Linked DNA regions of Homo sapiens: all the other regions are linked to region 1. A link is an interaction called in ENCODE POLR2A ChIA-PET data of the cell type or tissue named here. Cell type or tissue: HepG2. All regions are shown on one strand.

The links. ChIA-PET counts read pairs that join two places held together with the same protein. Peaks named below come from ENCODE experiments on the same cell type or tissue, not always from the same donor. Only the 100,000 strongest peaks of a DNase experiment are listed, where the experiment ranks them.
Region 2: POLR2A ChIA-PET joins it to region 1 with 6 read pairs; 5 of 35 experiments call an interaction of 5 or more read pairs at or near these places.
Region 3: POLR2A ChIA-PET joins it to region 1 with 5 read pairs; 2 of 35 experiments call an interaction of 5 or more read pairs at or near these places.
Region 4: POLR2A ChIA-PET joins it to region 1 with 5 read pairs; 2 of 35 experiments call an interaction of 5 or more read pairs at or near these places.

What each region holds. Positions count from the first base shown.
Region 1 is chr22:33,538,237-33,543,236 of GRCh38, forward strand. All of the region lies in intron 6 of LARGE1 (LARGE xylosyl- and glucuronyltransferase 1), which reads right to left. Among named protein-coding and RNA genes, the nearest start is that of MIR4764, 100 kb to the left of the region's middle. In HepG2, no CTCF peak of the experiment used is centred here; DNase peaks (open chromatin) are centred at 2,095 and 4,125.
Region 2 is chr22:33,474,341-33,479,340 of GRCh38, forward strand. The region is part of intron 6 of LARGE1 (LARGE xylosyl- and glucuronyltransferase 1); the gene reads right to left. Among named protein-coding and RNA genes, the nearest start is that of MIR4764, 40 kb to the left of the region's middle. In HepG2, no CTCF peak of the experiment used is centred here; DNase peaks (open chromatin) are centred at 2,051 and 2,541.
Region 3 is chr22:33,590,631-33,595,630 of GRCh38, forward strand. The region is part of intron 5 of LARGE1 (LARGE xylosyl- and glucuronyltransferase 1); the gene reads right to left. Among named protein-coding and RNA genes, the nearest start is that of SNORA50B, 110 kb to the right of the region's middle. In HepG2, no CTCF peak of the experiment used is centred here; a DNase peak (open chromatin) is centred at 2,001.
Region 4 is chr22:33,390,781-33,395,780 of GRCh38, forward strand. The region is part of intron 7 of LARGE1 (LARGE xylosyl- and glucuronyltransferase 1); the gene reads right to left. Among named protein-coding and RNA genes, the nearest start is that of MIR4764, 43 kb to the right of the region's middle. In HepG2, no CTCF peak of the experiment used is centred here; a DNase peak (open chromatin) is centred at 2,841.

The DNA.
Region 1 (5,000 bases):
CTCCTTCAACTATGCCTGCACCATGCTTTTGGAAACTCTCTGCACAAGCAATGGCCATATTACTTTGTAGTTATTTTTGCTTTTTTCTTCCCCTTCTCCATTTACACAGGATTTCCTTCAGAGCAAGAATCACTTCTCTTTCTTGCGCATTCTTTAGTGTCTTCTGTGTCCAACATTACCTGGCACATAGTAGGCATATTTCCATACATATTTCTGAGCTGAATTGAAGCTAGTTAAAAAATGAATAGCATTACGAAGGTACATTGTGCAATCTTCCCTGAAGGTTAATGAAAAACGAAAATGGAGCCACATTTTTTATTTTGTTTCCCCATCAATTTACTGAGCCCAGTGTTGAGCCTTACTAGATGCTTGGAATACAGAGATAAATAAAACAGGGCACCTGCCTGGGAAGTAAGGAAAATGAGATGTAAGGCTCCCCCCACCACGTGGCAGCCACCATGCTTGGCACGGCCACACAAAGTAACTCAATGAAGGGGAAGGCCACTGGAGGACAAGGAAGCCGTCTACAAGAGATTACTCACTGCCCCTTCCAGCAAATGGGTTCTAGAAAATGAGCTTCTGATCTCCTCTCTGATTGCTGGCAAGTTTGCTGAATTTCAGAATGCTTAATACAGAGTTAAAAGGCATTTTAGGATATCTTCCAGTCCAGTGTTTTTGAAACTAGGGTTTGTAACACATTTGAAGGTTGTGAAAATAATTCAGTGGATCTGAGCAAGCATTTTAAAAATTAAAATACATTAAATAGATTAGAAAAGAAATATAAAAATTCACTGAACATAGTAAGGTCAAGTATTGTTTTACGAAAATATTGTTTTAATTGCTCATCTGCATATATGTGTGTATATATGCCTGTATAAACATACATACACACATATGTCTTTTGGATTGTGATGAAAAATGTATTTCTGACTGTAGGATACAATCAAAAAAGTGTGAAAAGTATGGTTGGCCCTACATCTGCACTTCATAGATTCTTTGTCAAAATTTTCTGATTAAAAGAAAAAAAAAAAGGCAAGTCCTGGTAACAGAATCCTGCCAGCTCTTTTAATAAAAGAACTGGTAAATAAATTCCCCATGCCCATGGGCATCCGCACTTCACACTCATCTTATCACCAACCCTGAGGACTGGATGTTCTTTTATTAAAGGAGCCAGTGGGATTCCACATAGGCCCAATGGGGTAAATAACTTGCTCAAACATATCCTGTTCTATTAGCTAGGCTGGCTTGACAAACTTATGTGGAAAGTTCCTTAAATAGCCTACAATGCAATTTCCTTTAGATTGTCACAATCAAGATCAGAATATCTAGAAATGATCTAATTAAATCCTCCAAACTTTTTTTTTTTTTTTTGAGACAGGGTCTCGCTCCACTACCTATACTGGAGTGCAGTGACACGATCACAGCTCACTGCAGCCTCAAATTTTCCAGGTTCAGGTGATCCTCCCACCTCAGCCTACCAAGTAGCTGGGACCACACCCACCTGGCTAATTTTTGTATTTTTTTGTAGAGAAGAGGTCTTGCTATGTTGCCCAGGCTGGTCTCAAATTCCTAGGCTCAAATGATCCACCTGCCTTGCCCTCCCAAAGCGCTGGGATTACAGGTGTGAGCCACTGCACCCGGCCCTCTAATCTCTTAAGATGTGTAGTAATAAGACAAAATATGGGCTTTGAAGTTCTTCTGACCCGGGATAAAATTCCCAGCTCTACTGACCATGTGACCTCAGATGCCTGTGGGGGCTCAGGTCCTTCATCTGCACCACTGGCAGTGGCCTGGTGCACGGGGGCCAGTCCCTTTTACCCTGTGGAGGCCTGCAAAAAATAGGAGCTTGGTGTACATTAACAGCTCCTGCCTTCTACTCCCCTTCTCTTTCTATGAATATTTGCAGAGAAGTTAAAAAGTAACCACATTGCCAACTACACTAATGAGTCAAGGAGAAGGACTGCTGAGAAAATGGCATTTCTCCTCCTTCGACAAAAACAACAGAGCCATGTGAACCTCCATTCTGTGACTGGGGCGCCAAGAGGCCGGGCCTTGCCAAGTCCCCCCCTGTGCTGTTTGCTAGTGAAGAGTTTGGAGTTGACTAAGTGCCAACCTCAGCTCGGCTGTGTGTGCTTGATCCTATGACCAGCCCAGCCCTGACCTTTTCTGGTATTTATGATGTTGGATTGGATTTTGATCACTGTTTGAGCTCTTGACACAAAATAAACAGGATGACCCTTTTCCCTGGGAGGGACAAGTGCCAGGATTTTAATCCCGTCTCCAAACACTCCTCCCAAACAGTACCCTGCCCCACTGCCCCCATGGCAAAACAACCAAGACACAGTGTCTCTTTTGTTGCAGTAGCCAGCAGATCCTGGGATAGCAACCTTAGGGCAGTGAATCTCAACCCTGGCCACACTTCAGCATTATGTAGGGAGCTTTCAAAAATACGGCAGGCCACTGCCCATACCAGAGGTTCTGACTTGGCTGATATGGGGTAGACCTGGGCATCATTATTCTTCACGTGCTCCCCAGATGATTATAACTTAAAGGCAGTGTTGACAACAACTGCACTCAGAGAAGAGAAGGTGCCCAGTTTTCCTATAAAGTATGGCAGACGGGCACAGCGGCTCACACCAGTAATCCCAGCACTTTGAGAGGCGGAGGTAGGCGGATTGCTTGAGCACAGGAGTTCAAGACCAGCTTGGGCAACGTGGCAAAACCCCATCTCTATTAAAAAAAAATATAAAAATTAGCCAGGTGTGGTGGTGCACACCTGTAGTTACAGCTACTCATGGTGGCTGGGGTGGTGGGTTGCGGGGGGGGGGGGGCGGGGGGCGGGTTGCAGGGGGAGAATCACCCAAGCCCAAGAGATTGAGGCTGTAGTGAGCCGTGATTGTGCCACTGCACTCCAGCCTGGGCTATAGAGCAAGACCCTGTCTCAAAAAAAGTGGGGGAAAAAAAGAAAAAAAAAAAAAAAGAAAATATGGCAGGGAGAGGTTAATTGGATCACCAAGATTACGGAGCCGGGGCTGGGACTTGAACACAGGGCAAGCCGACTTTTTGACTTTTATGTTTTAGCATAACAAAGAAAAATGGTTGTGATGCAAAGTTAAGACGAAAAAGACTGGTATACAAACAGGATTATATTATGATCCCAATTTTATAAAAGAATCCATCCTATATGCACAGAAAAGCATCTGAAATATTAACAATAGCTGACTGTAGGTAGTAGAAATATACACAATTGAGTTTCATTCTTTACCTTTGTGCTGATACGGACATGCATTGTTTTATTCATGACACACATGTATAAAGTGGATCAGTCTGGAGAACCTTAATGATGCCTCCAGCAGAGCAATCCATTCTTGAAAAGGTCTAGTCAATTCTTGTTTTTTCCTTCACTATTACAATGAGGCCCAGAGGGTCTTTTTGTGCTGACTGCCCTCATCCTGTCTGGAGTCATCGTCTTACTGTTCTACAAGGAAAACACATTTTCTTTCCAAAAATTAAAAAAAAAAAAAAAAGGCAGTGCTGATGTCATGGGATATCAGGGTATCTCTAAAATCTTAAGTCAAGGAAACAAACATTTGGGGTTGAGCCCCTACTGTACGTGTCTATGAGAAACATTAAGAGCTATTCAAGGCTGGGTGCAGTGGCTCATGTCTATAATCCCAGCACTTTGGAAGGCTGAGGCGGGTGGATCACCTGAGGTCAAGAGTTGGAGAACAGCCTGGCCAACATGGTGAAACCCCATCTCTACTAAAATACAAAAATTAGCTGGGTGTGGTGGCGGCTGCCTGGAATCCCAGCTACTCAGGAGGCTGAGGCAGGAGAAACCCTTGAACCAAGGAGGTAGAGGTTGCATTGAGCCGAGATCGCACCACTGCACTCCAGCCTGAGCAACAAGAGCAAAACTCTGTCTCAAAAAAAAAAAAAAAAAAAAAGAATAAAAGCCCACTTCCATTGTAACTGCTACCAGATCTGTCTCCAGAGATATAGACTACAATCTAGCATGATTTGGAAGCCAAATGTTATGTTTTGAGATTCTCCCTGGGCTGAGCCAGCAGGTCACTGTTCATTAGTTGAACTCTCATGGGAACCCTGTTTGGGGCAGATTTCGTCATTCTTCCTCACTCTGTGTCTCCATTCCTGCCTTGGACAGTGTTTCATGCCGGATATAAACTCAGTGACTCAAGTCCCCTTGGTGACTTCAGGGTCCCTCTTATTTGCTCCTTTAAAGGAACAGAAGGGAGAAAAATATATCGTAGAATCCAAAGAGCCCAGAGGCCAGAGACCTAATTTTGTTTATTCAATAACTAATATTTTAGTATCTAGTAGGCTTGGATAGGTATATAGAACCTTGAAGGCACAGCCAGCAGGACTTACTGGAAGATAAATGTAGGGTATGAGGACAAGAGAGGTACCAAAGATGCCCGCTTTTATATGGTTCTGGCTTTGCCCCTGACAGTGTGAATTTGCATCAGATCCATAGACCTGAAAGAGACACTGGGCCCACCTACTCAAATCCATTTATTTTACTAATCATTCATGCTTTCTATAGTCACTCAGTGAAGCACTTACTGAACAGATAGCTTAGGATCAGAAAGGTAGAGGGACTCGCCTACAGCTAGTAAAGATGAAACACAGACTTCTGTCCAAGCGAAGTTCTCTTGAAATTGCATCATCCAAGTCAAAGACCTTAGAACCTTCTTGACCTTTGCAACAAAAGGCACTGAGCTAACTCATGACCTCTAAGATCCCTTCCAGTCCTTCTTTCCTACATGTGTGCATGTAAGTAAAGCTACAAAATGCTCTGTTTCCCGCTGCTTCTGTACAAGACTGGAAAGAAAATTTATCTTTCGACACATCCCTTTCCACTTTGACACTAATTTATTTTTTAATTGATCTCCCAGTAAGGCACACACCTAATTGGCTTGAATGGTGACACAGTTAATTAGGCCAAAAAAGAAAAAAAGAAAAAAAAAAAGGCCCAGGAT
Region 2 (5,000 bases), 64 kb before region 1:
TTAGTAGAAATGGGGTTTCACCATTTTGGTCAGGCTGGTCTCGAACTCCTGACCTCAGGTGATCCACCTGCCTCGGCCTCCCAAAGTACTGGGATTACAGGCATGAGCCACTGTGCCCGGCCTAGTCTGTCTTTTAAAAGGCAATACAACTAGACAGGTGCTGTGCTTGGTGACAATGGTAGAGACATGGCGCTTACCCCCTTATGCCTGGCACGCTTTGCATATTGACACTGCCTGCCTTCCACCTGCATACATGTGAGTCTGAGACCTCACTGTTATCAGGACACAAATCACCTCTGGAGTTTTGATAAGTCATCCGGAGCCTCACCTTGAACATCTGCTTTGACATAATAAGGAATAACTGGGAAACAGTTCTCTTTTTGATTCATTTGTGGTCACAAGAGGAAACCAACCACAGCTTACAGGAAAATAAGGAGTGTGGAAAAAGAGTGGGGTGCTGTGGGCTAGCTGATGTCCCCAGAGAAAACTCAGCTGTCAGCAAGATGGCAATGCTCCTGCATCCAAAACACAGCTGCTCATCTGTAATCTTGAGGCAATTTTGTTCAGGGGATAACTGGCTGAAAAGAAGAGAGCTGAAGTGAGAGGCCAGGAACTTGTTTCTGACAGTAATATCAGAAGATAAGGAGATGGAATGCCCTCTTTTGTCAAACTGCACCTCTTTTCACTCCACCATCTACAGGACATGCACCAGGGAGGGGGAGCCAGGCTGAATTTGGGGACAGGGAATGGCATAGTCTACTCACTGGAACAGAGTCTTTGTGTTTAATATGAGGGGTTTAGAAGCTTTTTCAGGAATCTTGCCTAATCCCATATAGAAGATGAATACTGGGGTGGGACTACCAGGGTTTGAATCTCTGTTTCATCTCTTCCTATTTGCATCACTTTACCAGTCAAAGGCAAGTTGCATATCTCTTAATTGGTCTCCTTATTTGTTAAATAAGGATGATAATAATAGGATTTATGTGATAGAGATGGTTATGAAGACAAACTGAAGGAGATCAAGGTAGAGAAAATGTTTAGACCAGTTCCTAGTACCTACTTGATAATCAGCATCAGTGAGTCATATTTATTTATTTATTTATTTATTTATTTATTTATTTATTTATTTATTTATTTTGAGATGGGGTTTCGCTCTTGTTGCCCAGGCTGGAGTGCAATGGCATGACTTAGGCTCACTGCAACCTCCGCCTCCCAGGTTCAGGGGATTCTCCTGCCTCAGCCTCCCAAGTAGCTGGGATTACAGGCATGCACCACGACACCTGGCTAATTTTTTGTATTTTTAGTAGAGACGGGGTTTCTCCAAGTCGGTCAGAGTGGTCTCGAACTCCCGACCTCAGTTGATCTGCCCCGCCTCAGCCTCCCAAAGTGTTGGGATTACAGGCGTGAGCCACCGCACCTGGCCTAACTCATTATTTTTTTCACAGCTTTATTGAGATATAATTAGCATACTGTACAATCAGCCATTCTTTTTAACCATGTCTGCTGCCCAAACACCATCCAGAGCCCCTAATTTGGATAGGTGTTATTAGAGAATATTGTCTGTGAAAGGAAAATAAATCTTGGGACCCCAAAATCACTAAGCCAAAGATAAAAGTCAAGCTGGGAACTGCTGGCAACTGCCTCAGGCAAACCTGCTTCCCATTATATTCCTAAATAAGATAGCTACAAAGATTTTAAAAAGAAAAAACAAAAGCTACGTATCTTCCTCACAATTTGGCCACAAGGAAATTCCCTGTGAAACTCAATATCTTTATTCTAAAACAATTCTGCTGAACTTCACCTGGCAATGTAAATTGATAGCTGATTAGCTGATCTTCACAGGTGTGGGACAGACAGTCCTCCCTCTGCTCACCTGAGACAAACGCATACCTGGATTGCTTCCTCTGCCCTATTTATGTAAAAATGCAGATTCATTGAGCCAGACTAAGGCAAAAGTGACTATTTCTCCACCACTCTTCTCACTGTAAATTGTGTGTTCAGTGAATGGATGATCAAAGACTCAAAAGAATGCAACCCTTTGTCTCTTATCTACCTATGACCTGGAAGCTCCGCCTACTACTTCGACTTGTCCCTCCTTTCTGGACCAAACCAATGCACATCTTATACATATTGACTGATGCATCACGTCTCTGTAAAATGTATACAAGCAAGCTGTCTCCTGACCACCCTGGGGCACATGTCTTCAGGACTTCCTGAGGCTGTGTCATAGGCATGTCCTTAACCTTGGCAAAATAAACTTTCTAAATTGATTGAGACTGCTCTCAGATACTTTGGGTTCATATGTCCTTTAAATGAAGTAACATTTCCTTTTTGGTTCTCTTCCCTATCCCACTGCACCCCGCCCCCCAGCCCAAAGAATACTAGGTATTAACTACACCCAAAAGGTGCTCTCCAAAGGTATACATTCATGACCAGATCATAAGCAAGGAGGGCAGAAGCAGAGAAACTCAAACGGCGATGTCAGAGTGTGGATAACTAACATTAGCAGAACGTGCACACAGGACCTTTTCATGCACGCAACATGCAGCTTCGGTGACATGACTCGGATGTGAGTCATGAGGTGCTGCCCTGCGATTCTTCGGCTCGGTGACAATTGCTGGAATCGAAGGACAGTGGGGAGCCTTCTGAGCCTGTCACAGTGCTCTTTTCTCAGGTCACAGAAATAACTTTCCTGGGAAAAGTTTCCAAAGAGATGAAAAAGAAACAGCTCAGAGCTGCGTGGCGGCTCACCGCTAAGTTTTCAAAGTGCCACTGGTGACAAGAAATTCTGGGAGGAATGTTCTCAGAAAAAGCCCCACCTGGGGCGTGAGAGACCCTGACACTTCATATGTACAGATTTCTTCCTTCTTAGTTGAATCAGGAGATCAAGTGACTATAATTACAGGCTGCAGCAAAAGCAAGGCCAGGCCAACGGGTCCCTTCCAAGAAAGGGTTTGCTGTCAGTTATAAGGAATGGGGAATTTTTCAATCTCTAAAGAACTCTTTGTTAAAAGTTTCTACTTGATAATTATGCCGTCTAAAGATGCTTTGTCAAAGTCCCTCTTTGTTTAGAAACTATGCTTGCTTGTTCTTTTGGGTTCAACAAAAGATCAGGGAAAAATGTGTCAATCTGTATTCCAAATAAGGTAAATGAAAACTGCCTGTCCTCATGGGACCTTAATTTCATGTCCAAGAAAAGTAGTAAAAGCGTTCAGAATACCCCCAAAGCTTGCCTGTGGTTAGACACAACTCCCCCCAGCCATGCACACACGCACCCCCACGTTCGCCACAAAATGCCAGTGAGCTCCGCCAGGTCTTAGAGCTCAGCTGAGTAATTCCACCTTCAAGCAATGGGTTAGAACCAGTATGGCTATGACCCAGGAAAGTACTAAGCATTGCAATTCATCGGTAACAGATGGAGAATTAAGGCCTTTGGTCACCATCAGTCTTTCGATGTCCTGCAAATTCCATTTCATTGCAGTAAAAATAGCCCAAGTGCTTGGATAAAGGATCCCTGACTGTCGCTGATCTAAAATACTCACCCTCTGCTGAAACCAAACCTCTTTCTACGTTTCTCAAATGGGCAGCATCTCTATTTGCATCTGAGTCACAGGTCTAACTCCTTCCTTTTCCTGGAAGCCCTCCTCTAACTCAATGGCTCTTTCCTCTACCTCTTCAGGGTTAAAGGTGAGCCCTATTTCACTCACCCACGCATAGGTTGATTAAGCTCTAATTATGTCAAGTTCAATGGGCACTGGGAGAGAGGAGGATAGGGCCCCATCTCTGCTCACAGTCCAGTCCAGAGGGAGCAATAACATGGACCACAGGGGCCATTCTCAGAGAAGAAGCTCATCAAATGCTTGGGAAATAAGCAATACTTTCCAAACGGGCTTCCACTGGACACCAGTGCCCTGAGCCACTGTGTGCCTGCCATAGTCTCTTCTTTGAGCTTCAAAACACATGGAAGTACACTGAAGGCTAAAGGAGCTCCAGGCTTAAACCAGTTTCACCCACAATCTCCCCAATGTATTTAGCCATGGAGGCTCTTTTGCCTAGAACACCTATTAACATCTTGTGTTCTGCAAAATAGTCTGGGAAACAACACCGCATTGCAAAGTAGGATGAAATAATGGCCATGAGAGAACTTCAAATAAAGAGCCAAAGGGCGAAACTTCCTCCATGCTGCTTTCCTAACTGCAGAAAGATGAAGAGGTCAAACAGATTTGTTTGGGAACTCAGTTTTGCCTTTTGCTATTTGCTACCTGTGACCTTGGCCAAGTCAATTAGCCCCTCTGAACCACAATTTCTTCATCTGTAAAAACATAATGAACTGTCACAGGATTTCTGTGTGAATTAAATGAGATAGCACATGAAAGCATCTGGCACAATGCCTAGGAGGAATCTAGTAGGTGCTCAATAAGCATTTCTTTCTTTCTTCTCTTAGTTCCACTGTGTTCCCGTAGCAGGGATAGTCCAAGTCCCTGATGTGGCACTTAAAGATGTGAGAGGGCATCGCTAACTATCTTCTCCAGTGGACAGATTTCCTAGAACATGGATGTTGGGTACCGGGGGACTTAGACCTTCCATTTAGCCCCCAGGATGGAGCAGGTGGCTCAACATGTAGTTGACACCAAGGATTTTTACTGTACAACAGCTTTTCCCCCAAGGAACCTCACCATTCATATGAGTGTTCCTGGTAGCAAGTGGCATCCTTTTTTGTTTAAGCCTGAATTCCTGAGGCCAACTTTCCTCCTGCAAGCAGGTGCCAACTTCCTCTGTGGCCAAGAGAAAGGTGCTCTCCAACTGGGGGGCGAGGTCTCCCATGCACCCCTTGATGCTGCCCTGGGGTTATGCCTGATGTTGCATTTACTAGACAGCCCTGACATTGTCCCATTCCCCTATTAGACCCTCTGCTCTTTCAGAACAGGAACATGGTCTTGTTTATTGGTATCCTCCAACACCTAGCACAGCATCTGGCACCTGATGAGCATTCAGCAAAT
Region 3 (5,000 bases), 52 kb after region 1:
CATTTACCATGCAGTCTTTCGGTCTGGCTTTCTTTCACTTAACATCAAACCTTCTCACTGGCATTGCTGTATGTGCCGTCAGTTCATTCCTTCCCACTGCTGAGACATACCACAGCTGTTTACCAGTTCTTCAGCTGACAGTCAGTGAAGTCCTATGAATAAAGCTGCCACGAATATCCACATACAAGTTTTCCAGTGGACATAGGTTTTATTTCTCTTGGTTGAACACCTAGGAGTGGAACCACTAGGTCATATTGTGAGTTATGTTTAATATTTTAAAAAGCTGCCAAGGCCGGGCGTGGTGGCTCACACCTGTAATCCCAGCACTTTGGGAGGCTGAGGCGGGTGGATCACGAGGTCAGGAGTTTGAGATCAGCCGGGCCAATATGGCAAAACCCCGTCTCTACTAAAAATACAGAAATTAGCTGGGCGTGGTGGTGGGTGCCTGTAATTCCAGCTATTCGGGAGGCTGAGGCAGAAGAATCGCTTGAACCCGCGAGGCGGAGGTTGCAGTGAGCCAAGATGGGGCCACTGCACTCCAGCCTGGGCAAAGAGTGAGACTCTGCCTCAAACAAACAAACAAAAAAGCTACCAAGCTGTTTTCTGAAGTGGTATACCATTTTTCACTTCCATCAGTGATGTCAGAGAGTTGCAGCTGTTCCACATCCTCACTGACACTTTGTATTGTGAGTCCTTTTAATCTTAGCCATTGTAGTGGGTGTGAAGTGGTATCTCAGGATGGTCTTTAATTTGCATTTCCCTGATGACTAATGATGTCATTATTGATTTGCATTTTTCAGGGATTCATTGGCCACTCCATCTCTCCTTGGCTGACATGTCTCTTAAAATATGTTGCTCATTTCTAAATTGGGTTGTTTTCTTATTATTGGTGTAAGACCTCTCCATATATCCCAGATACAAATCTTTCATCAGATAGATGCTTGGCAAATTCTTTCTTTCAGTCTGTAGCTTATCCTTATAGTTTCTTATTAATGTCTTTGCAAGAACAAAAATCCTCAACTTCGATGAAGTCCAATTTATCAATTTTTTTCTTATTTAGTGTGTGCTTTTTATGTCTTATTTAAGAAATCTCTCTGCCAGGCATGGTGGCTCACACCTGTAATCCCAACACTTTGGGAGGCCGAGGTAGCAGGACTGCTTGGGCCAGGAGTTCAAGATCAACACGGGCAATATAGCAAGACCCGTCTCTCCAAAAAAAAAAAAAAAATTTTTTTTTTTTTTTAAATTAGCCAGGCGTGATAGCATGTGCCTGTAGTCCCAGCTACTCTAGAGGATGAGGCAGGAGGATTGCTTGAGCCCAGGTATTTGAGGCTGCAGTGAGCTATGATTCTGCCACTGCACTTCAGCCTGGGTGACAAAGGGAGACCCAGAGAAAGAAAGAAAAGAAAGGAAAAAAAGAAAGAGGAGAGGAGAAGGGAGGGGAGGAGAGAGGAGGGGAGGGGAGGGGAGGGAAGGGGGACAGAGGGAGGGAGGGAGGGAGGAAATCTTTGCCCAACTTGAAGTCCCTATAATTTTCTTTGTTTTCCTCTATAAGTTCTACAGATTTAGCTCCCATATTTAGGTGTTAAGATTCATTTCAAGTTAATTTTTGTATGTGGAATGAAGTGAGGAGCAAGATTAATTTTTTCCCATGTGGCTATCTAATAGTTCATTTTATTATTATTATTATTTTTTTCTGTCTCATCTTCTTTGCTTCTTACTTAGGCTTTATTTCATTTGAAATAATCATCACTAATAAATTAGATCTAATTCTACTTATTTCATTGGGGTCATGTCTGAGCTTTGCAGAAACACCTTACCCTTTTTTCCAGGATAATCAAAGTAAAGAGTTAAAAGATACCACCTAAGTTACCCCACAAAATCCACTATATTTAACAGCTTTTAAACCCAACTCATACTCTCCAGTGTGTTTTAAAATGGCTGTGATCAGCTTATTATTTGCGTATGTTCTGAAGACAAATACTTTTCGGCATTTGCAATCAGCCTTGCAACTGACTTAAAACAATTATTTACATATCACTCTATGTGTAACTCTGTACACACTGTCTGCCCCTTTATAACAATACCTTTTCATTCCTGAATATTCATTTTGATCACTTTTTTGGGTGGCTTGCAAAGAAGCTATAGTTTCTTCAAGAACAATACACTTGTGTATATTTTCTTTTTTTTTCTGTTTTTGTTTGTTTGTTTGTGTGTGTGTATTTTTTGAGACGGAGCTTGCTCTGTCACCCAGGCTGGAGTGCAGTGGCGTGACCTTGGCTCACTGCAAGCTCTGCCTCCCAGGTTCACGCCATTCTCCTGCCTCAGCCTCCCGAGTAGCTGGGACTAGAGGTGCCCACCACCACATCCGGCTAATTTTTTGTATTTTTAGTAGAGACGGGGTTTCACCGTGTTAGCCAGGATGGTCTCAATCTCTTGACCTTGTGATCCGCCCACCTCGGCCTCCCAAAGTGCTGGGATTACAGGCGTGAGCCACAGCGCCCAGCCTTTTTTCTGTTTTTAAAATTTTTTTAAGTCTATTTATTTATTTTGAGACCAGGTTATGAGACTGGCTAATTTGTGGATTTTCTTGGTAGAGACGGGGTTTCGCCATGTTGCCCAGGTGGGTCTCGAACTCCTGGGCTCAAGTGATCCACCCACCTCAGCCTCCCAAAGTGCTGGGATTACAGGCGTGAGCCACTGCACCTGGCCTATTGGTGTATATTTTCTGAGTTCCTGCAAAGCCTATCATTTTTTTTCTGTTGCCTTATTAACATGAGAGAACTTGGTTGGTATTCTTGGGTCTCTGTCTATTTTGCTCAAAACTCTGCAGACATTTTATTTGGACACCTACTCTCACAGCACAGAAGCTGAGGCGGGATTTTTATTCTTCCAAGATAATAAGCTTGTCTCCACCCTCTGCCCTGGTATTACCACGTAGTGTTAAAAGCCAAGTTCCATACCTTGTCCACAGCCATCAACAACCATATGTGTTACTGAGCACTTAAAATACGCAAGTCCAAAGTGAGACGTTCAAAATATATACCAGATTTCAAAGACTTAATATTTACAATCTGTAAAATATCTCAGTAATTCTCAAAATACTGATCTCAGGTTGAAACGATACTATTTTGGATAAATAAAATTAAATGAGATGTATTATTAAAATGTATTGCACTGGTTCTATTTTGCTTTTCAGAATGTGACTACTGGAAAATTTAAAATCACACAGATGAGTTGCTGTTTTATTTCCATCGGGTAGCGCTGCTCAAGAGTCAGACTACCCAAAATTCATGTTTTGGTTCCACAATGCATTCGCTGAGTAATCTGAACAAGTCTCTTTCCTAAGCTTCAGTTTCCTCGCCAGGAAATGGTAGGGATAAAAGAAGATTATGCAAGTTAAGCATATTAGGTTGGCAAATAATCAACTCTTAATAATGGGAATTACTATTCCTAAAAGAAGGATTGTGTTTTAATCCTTGCAATTCAAATAATTTTCTAGGGTGTACACTAATGTGGGCAACTTATCACTGATTTTACCTTAGTTGTCGAGGCTCCTTTTGATCTGCAGGTATACAATTCCTTTTGGTGCTTGACAATTTTCCTTGAGTTTCATCATCCTAGGGATGAAGCAGCCAACACCCTGGGCCTTGCAGTATCTAGAGCCCATAGTTTTCATTAACTTTTTCCAACAACACCTCAGCCACTCAATCCCAGGCTAACATGCCAAAAAAAGAACCCCAAAAAGGGCCTCATCGAAAATACCAAATCTCTAACATCTCACTCCTCAACTCTAGCCTTTTATCCTTTCATAACATTTGGACAAAGACTCTGTGCTCAGTGCAAATTTCCTAACCTCATCATAATTTCCAGTTTACCCTGCCCATTGCTTTCTCATTATTTGTCAAACACCTCTGGTCTTTCTTGTTTTGATCCCAACTCCGTCATTATAACCACACTCTTGAATCAATGAAGTTTTTTGTTTTTGTTTTTTAGATGGAGTTTTGCTCTTGTCGCCCAGCCTGGAGTGCAATGGCGCAATCTCAGCTCACTGCAACCTCCGCCTCCTGGGTTCAAGCGATTCTCCTGCCTTGGCCTCCCAAGTAGCTGGGATTACAGGCACCCACCACCATGCCCGGCTAATTTTTGCATTTTTAGTAGAGACAGAGTTTCACCATGTTGGCCAGGCTGGTCTCGAACTCCTGACCTTAGGTGGTCCACCTGCCTCAGCCTCCCAAAGTGCTGGTATTACAGGCTTGAGCCACCATACCCCGCTGAAGTTGTTTCTTAACAGAAGTTTCTGGTAGGTAAGACTTGTGGTGCATGAGATAGCACTGCAGGGAAGGCTCACAAGAACGAGATTCTGGCATCCGCTCCATCCAAATGCTGCTCTCTTTAGCAGCATTTGGTTAATTCTTTTGGCAAATTCCTTAGAAATAAAACATAATAAAACACATGTCCTCTCTGTGGCATGGAGTTCTTGGGAGGACAGAATGAAAGTAGGTATATGAAAGCACTTCTCTCTCTTTTTTTTAATTTTTATTTTTTGTGGGTACATAGTAGGTGTATATATTTATGGGGTACAAGAGATGTTTTGATACAGATAAAGCATTTCCTTATCAGTTAAATGAAGTATGAATGAGAAGACCACAATAAATAAGAATGAGAAGGAAACAATGCTCAGGATGAGAAAAAAGGTGAGTTGGGACACTTCACTGCTTTTAAATGAGTTTAAGACTCTGAGCTCAGACCAACTGTAGCTCAAGGTGGGGCATGTCACATATGCAGATCTAGACCAAGTGCTGTGATTTGCAGAACCACAGAGAATGTCTCTGTCTATGGGATGGAGACACAATGGGGAGCACATTTAAGCAAGTCAGCAACCTGGAAGGCATTTATTCCACAAGCAGGTCAGAAGACATGTTTTAAGGGTCAACTGTCACCTAGGCTCCATACACTGTCATTTCAGGTACAGTTGAAGAAATGTAGTAGTGATTACT
Region 4 (5,000 bases), 150 kb before region 1:
CCTCCCAGGTTTAAGCCATTCTTGTGCCTCAGCCTCCTGAGTAAGTAGGACCACAGGTGTGCGCCACCAGGCCTGGCTAATGTTTTTTGTATTTTTAAGAGAGAAGGGGTTTCACCATGTTAGCCAGGCTGGTCTCGAATTCCTGAACTCAAGTGATCCGCCCACCTTGGCCTCCCAAAGTGCTGGGAACACAGGTGTAAACCACCACACCCAGCTAATTTTTTGTATTTTTAGTAGAGACAGGGTTACACTATGTTGGCCAGGCTGCTCTCGAACTCCTGACCTCATGATCCACCCGCCTCGGCCTCCCCAAGTGTTGCAATTACAGGTGTGAGCCACCGTGCCCAGCCTACCACAGGTTATTCCTATAACCAATATCCTCACATCCTCATAGGTCCTGCATTCAGAAGTCATTTCGTCTATGATTCATTTCAAAATTTTTTTATTTGAGCACCTGCTTTGGTTCTATTCATTAGTTAACTGGGGACTTGGAAGTTTTTAAAACACAGTCCTTGTTCTCAGGGAGCAAGGCCTGATAGGGAAGGGAAACAGGTAATCACAAAAATGCAAAGCACTGTGATAAATGGGAGGTGGGGAAGAACTATGGGAGCTGGGGTACAGGTAAACTGACTGTGTCTCAGGGGAAGCATTAGGGGAAGGGCATCTTGAAATGAATGATGTCTACACTGAAACTTAAGGATAAAAAAGGTTATATAAGTGAGAGACAGGAAGAACAAAGGTCAAACCAGACAGGCTTCTCTCTCTAGGACAGTGATTTCAAAGGAATGGGTTGCTGAATATCTAGCAGGTAGCAAATACTGTCCACCACATCTGAACTGCAGACCTCAAAAGGTAATGACCCATGTCCCCCTCTTCTCCCAAAAAAGAAAATTTTAGAAAGGCTGCATAAAGTTGTCTAGCATGGGTGAAAACATTTGTCTTTGCTCATAAATCTATAATTATCCACAGGTTATTTCCTTTTTCCTTTTTTTTTTTTTTTTTTTTTTGAGACGGAGTCTTGCACTGTCGCTCAGGCAGGAGTGCAATGGCGTGATCTCGGCTCACTGCAACCTCTGCCTCCCGGGTTCTAGCGATTCTCCTGCCTCAGCCTCCCGAGTAGCTGGGATTATAGGTGCCCACCACCACACCCAGCTAATTTTTTGTATTTTTAGTAGAGACAGGGTTACACTATGTTGGCCAGGCTGCTCTCGAACTCCTGACCTCATGATCCACCTGCCTCGGCCTCCCCAAGTGTTGCAATTACAGGTGTGAGCCACCGTGCCCAGCCTACCACAGGTTATTCCTATAACCAATATCCTCACATCCTCAGAGTGACACAGCAGAATGAATTCTGGGAACACACGCTTCTTCTTTTTTTTTTTTTTTGTAGCTATCCCAGAAGGGGAAGGAAAAAGAAAAAACTGCAGTGGACTTGGAAAACACACTCTTGGCTCTGAGTCCTGATATCACTGCTTAATATCAATATGATTCTTGAAAAAAGTCACTGTGTTTCTAAGCCTCAGATCCTTATTTGTAATATAGTGACAATCCCACATTAACTCCAAGGTGATTGTGAGGAACAAAAAAGAAAATGGGGGCCAGGTGCGGTGGCTCACGCCTGTGATCCCAGCACTTTGAGAGGCAGAGGAGGGTGGATCACCTGAGGTCAGGAGTTCGAGACCAGCCTGGTCAATACGGCAAAACCCTGTCTCTACTAAAAATACAAAAATTAGCCAGATGTGGTGGTGGGTGCCTGTAATCACAGTTACTTAGGAGGCTGAGGCAGAAGAATTGCTTGAACCTGGGAGGCGGATGTTGTGGTGAGCCAAGATGGCCCCACTGTACTCCCGCCTGGGCAACACAGCGAGACTCTGTCTTAAAAACAACAACAACAACAACAAAAGCAAGAAAAATGGCATCTTTAAAGTGGATGCCACTTTAAAGATTTAAATGGCATCTGGTACAGTGGAAGAGTATCCACCAGTGCTGTAGTGGGAATTATTAATGGATAATTAATGTCCAAACCTAGTAAATCATTTTTCTTTGTAATCCACTGATTATTCAAATAATCTTCAAAATTCCCGTGAGTGTGAAATGTACTGGACAACTTGAAATATTTGCAATATTTGCAAACATTTCCAGGCCCATAGCCTTCTCAGTGTTCTGAAAATAGGTGGCTTATAGTGTCACAGCCTGCATGCTTAGGAGATCTCTTGAGGTTATTCCAAGTGGCAGCTAAGAGATACATCCACAGGAAGAAAACAAATAATAATAAAGGAAAGAAAATCCACTGTATGGAAAATTATGAGCTTAAATTATATTCTTAAGCAGCTAATGAGTCTGTTTAGGATGTTAAATATAATCATCATATTGATATGAGCTTATAAGACAATCTGCCAGTTTCTTCAAAGGTTAGGAGTTTGCACTCAGGTCATAAAAGACTTGAGAAACAACATTTCCAAGAGAAACAGAACTCTGTTTATTGACCTTGCTCCTATGGGGCTGCGGAAATATCCTAATTAATGGCTGTGCAGTGCTTTCAAAATATGAAGTAGTACATAAAAGCTTAATAAATGACAGTTACAGAAACTATACATTTCCTCATTAAGGTGTCTAATTATCCCTCACTGAACTTGCCTAATTCCCACTGGATTTAATATAAATTATGTGCATGTGTGCAAAGTAGAAAGAGGATTTTTAAGTGACTACTGCTTCAAGTTATGAAAATGGTTCCATTTGAAACTGGAGCCTTTTAAGCTGAAACAACACGGATTTGGCTTTGGAATGCGTGCCCCAAATCAGACTTTTGACCCTGCTTTTCTGCTGTCAGGTGGAAGGTGGTGCCAAAAAGCTTGACTTTGGCCTTTGCCTGGCATTCGCTGCTGCCTGATCCACCCATTCCCATCCTTGTCGTCGGGGTCTGGGAGCTTGGAGCAAGCCCCTTGCCCCTGAGTGCTCTGCACAGAGGCAACATGCCTTAAATTTGACAAGGACTGTCAAGGGAGCTGGCTGGGATGCATGTGACCCGCAGCACTTTACCTACAGCTGTTGTGCTGGGAGCACAGAGACCAACGCTAAATAAATAAATGAATAAATAAATTAAAAATCAAAGGATTCTCTCATGAACATCTGGTCAAGTAGCAGGGCTTTTCATCTGTGGATCAGAGGGCCATGTTTTCTTTTTAGCAACAGCTCAGTAATCAAGATGGCAGGGAAAGAAAAGTAGGTATCTGTGCAGAGAGGAAAGTGAGAATAATGCTATTTTATGAGCTAGACATTATTTTTTGCCAGTGCAACTGCCAAAAAAAAAAAAAAAAAGAGAAGCTAAACAGGGTGACAATGATGATAATACCTACTATTTATCAAGCAACTGCAGTATACTAGAGAGAAGGAACTTAACTTAGATGACCTCTGATTCTTTTTTTTTTTTTTTTTTGAGACAGAGTCTCGCTCTGTCACCCAGGCTGTAGTGCAGTGGCACAATCTCGGCTCACTGCAACCTCTGCCTCCCAGGTTCAAGTGATTCTTCTGCCTCAGCCTCCTGAGTAGCTGGCACTACAGGCGTGTGCCACCACACCCAGCTAATTTTTTGTATTTTTAGTAGAGACGGGGTTTCACCATGTTGGCCAGGCTGGTCTCGAACTCCTGACCTCGTAATCCGCATGCCTCGGCCTCCCGAAGTCCTGGGATTACAGGTGTGACCCACTGCACCCAGCCAGATGACCTCTGATTCTTATGACAAACTTGCAAAGTAGATGGAATTATCTCTATTTTACAGATGAAGAAACTAAGGTAGACAGAATTACCTCCATTTTACAGATGAAGAAACTAAAGCTTCCATATAACTAACGTGTGGTAAAATTAATTTCACTCTTTGATTTGTGGTCTCAACCATACCATGTGGTCTCAACCTCCTGGGAGCGTGTGTGTGTGTGTGTGTGTGTGTGTGTGTGTGTGTGTGTGTATGTGTGTGTGTATCTACATGCTCATAACTAAATACGGTGAGGCTTTGCTGAATCAGGGGTCTAAAGCCAAAACAAAAGAGTAGCTCCTGGAGGAGCAGTAAGTAAATGTTTGAAGGACTTTGAGAAGACCACAGGCCATAAGCAGACTGCCTCTGTGAAAACCTGGGAAGATCCCAATCATTATAAAAGGCCGGGAAAGGGCTGGGCATGGTGGCTCACACCTGTAATCCCAGCACTTTGGGAGGCCAAGGCTGGCAGATCACGAGGTCAGGAGATTGAGACCATCCTGGCTAACACACGGTGAAACCCCGTCTCTACTAAAAATACAAAAAAATTAGCCGGGCGTGGTGGCGGGCCCCTGTAGTCCCAGCTATTTGGGAGGCTGAGGCAGGAGAATGGTGTGAACCCCGGAGGCGGAGCTTGCAGTGAGCCGAGATCGCGCCGCTGCACTCCAGCCTGGGTGACGCAGCGACTCTGCCTCAAAAAAAAAAAAAAAAAAAAAGCCAGGAAAACTAGGGCTTCCCTGAGGACAGTCCTGTATGAAAAGGAAGCTGTAGGCCTAGGGTAGGGCCTGATCCAAGATTAGTGATAGTGGGTAACCGGATGGAGCCAATAAATATTCAACTCAGGACACTGTGTCAGCGCTAACTTATGTCAACTTTCCCTCCTGCATGGTAGGAACATTCCCTTCTTTCTGCATCTGAAACCATCCAAGTAACTTCATAGCATGTAGAGGACTACTTGCAGGCAAGAACTCTTTAAAACTTTTTTAGCAAAGGGGAATGCCTTAAGCTTGCATTATGAAAACTGTTTAAGAGAAGGTTCTGCCACTATTCCCTCCCTGCCCTATTTTCATTCTTTAGGCTAGCTACAAGAATGTAGCTAGAATTGGGTTGGTCAATTCAGACCACATACCTCCTTGGCTCAGGAGGAGAAAGTAGGGACCAAAGTGCCTGGATGACTCCTTTGAATGAGGTTCAGAGGAAGTTTCAGATGAAACCTTTTATTCCTAAACTCAGTACTTCTCACAGTGTA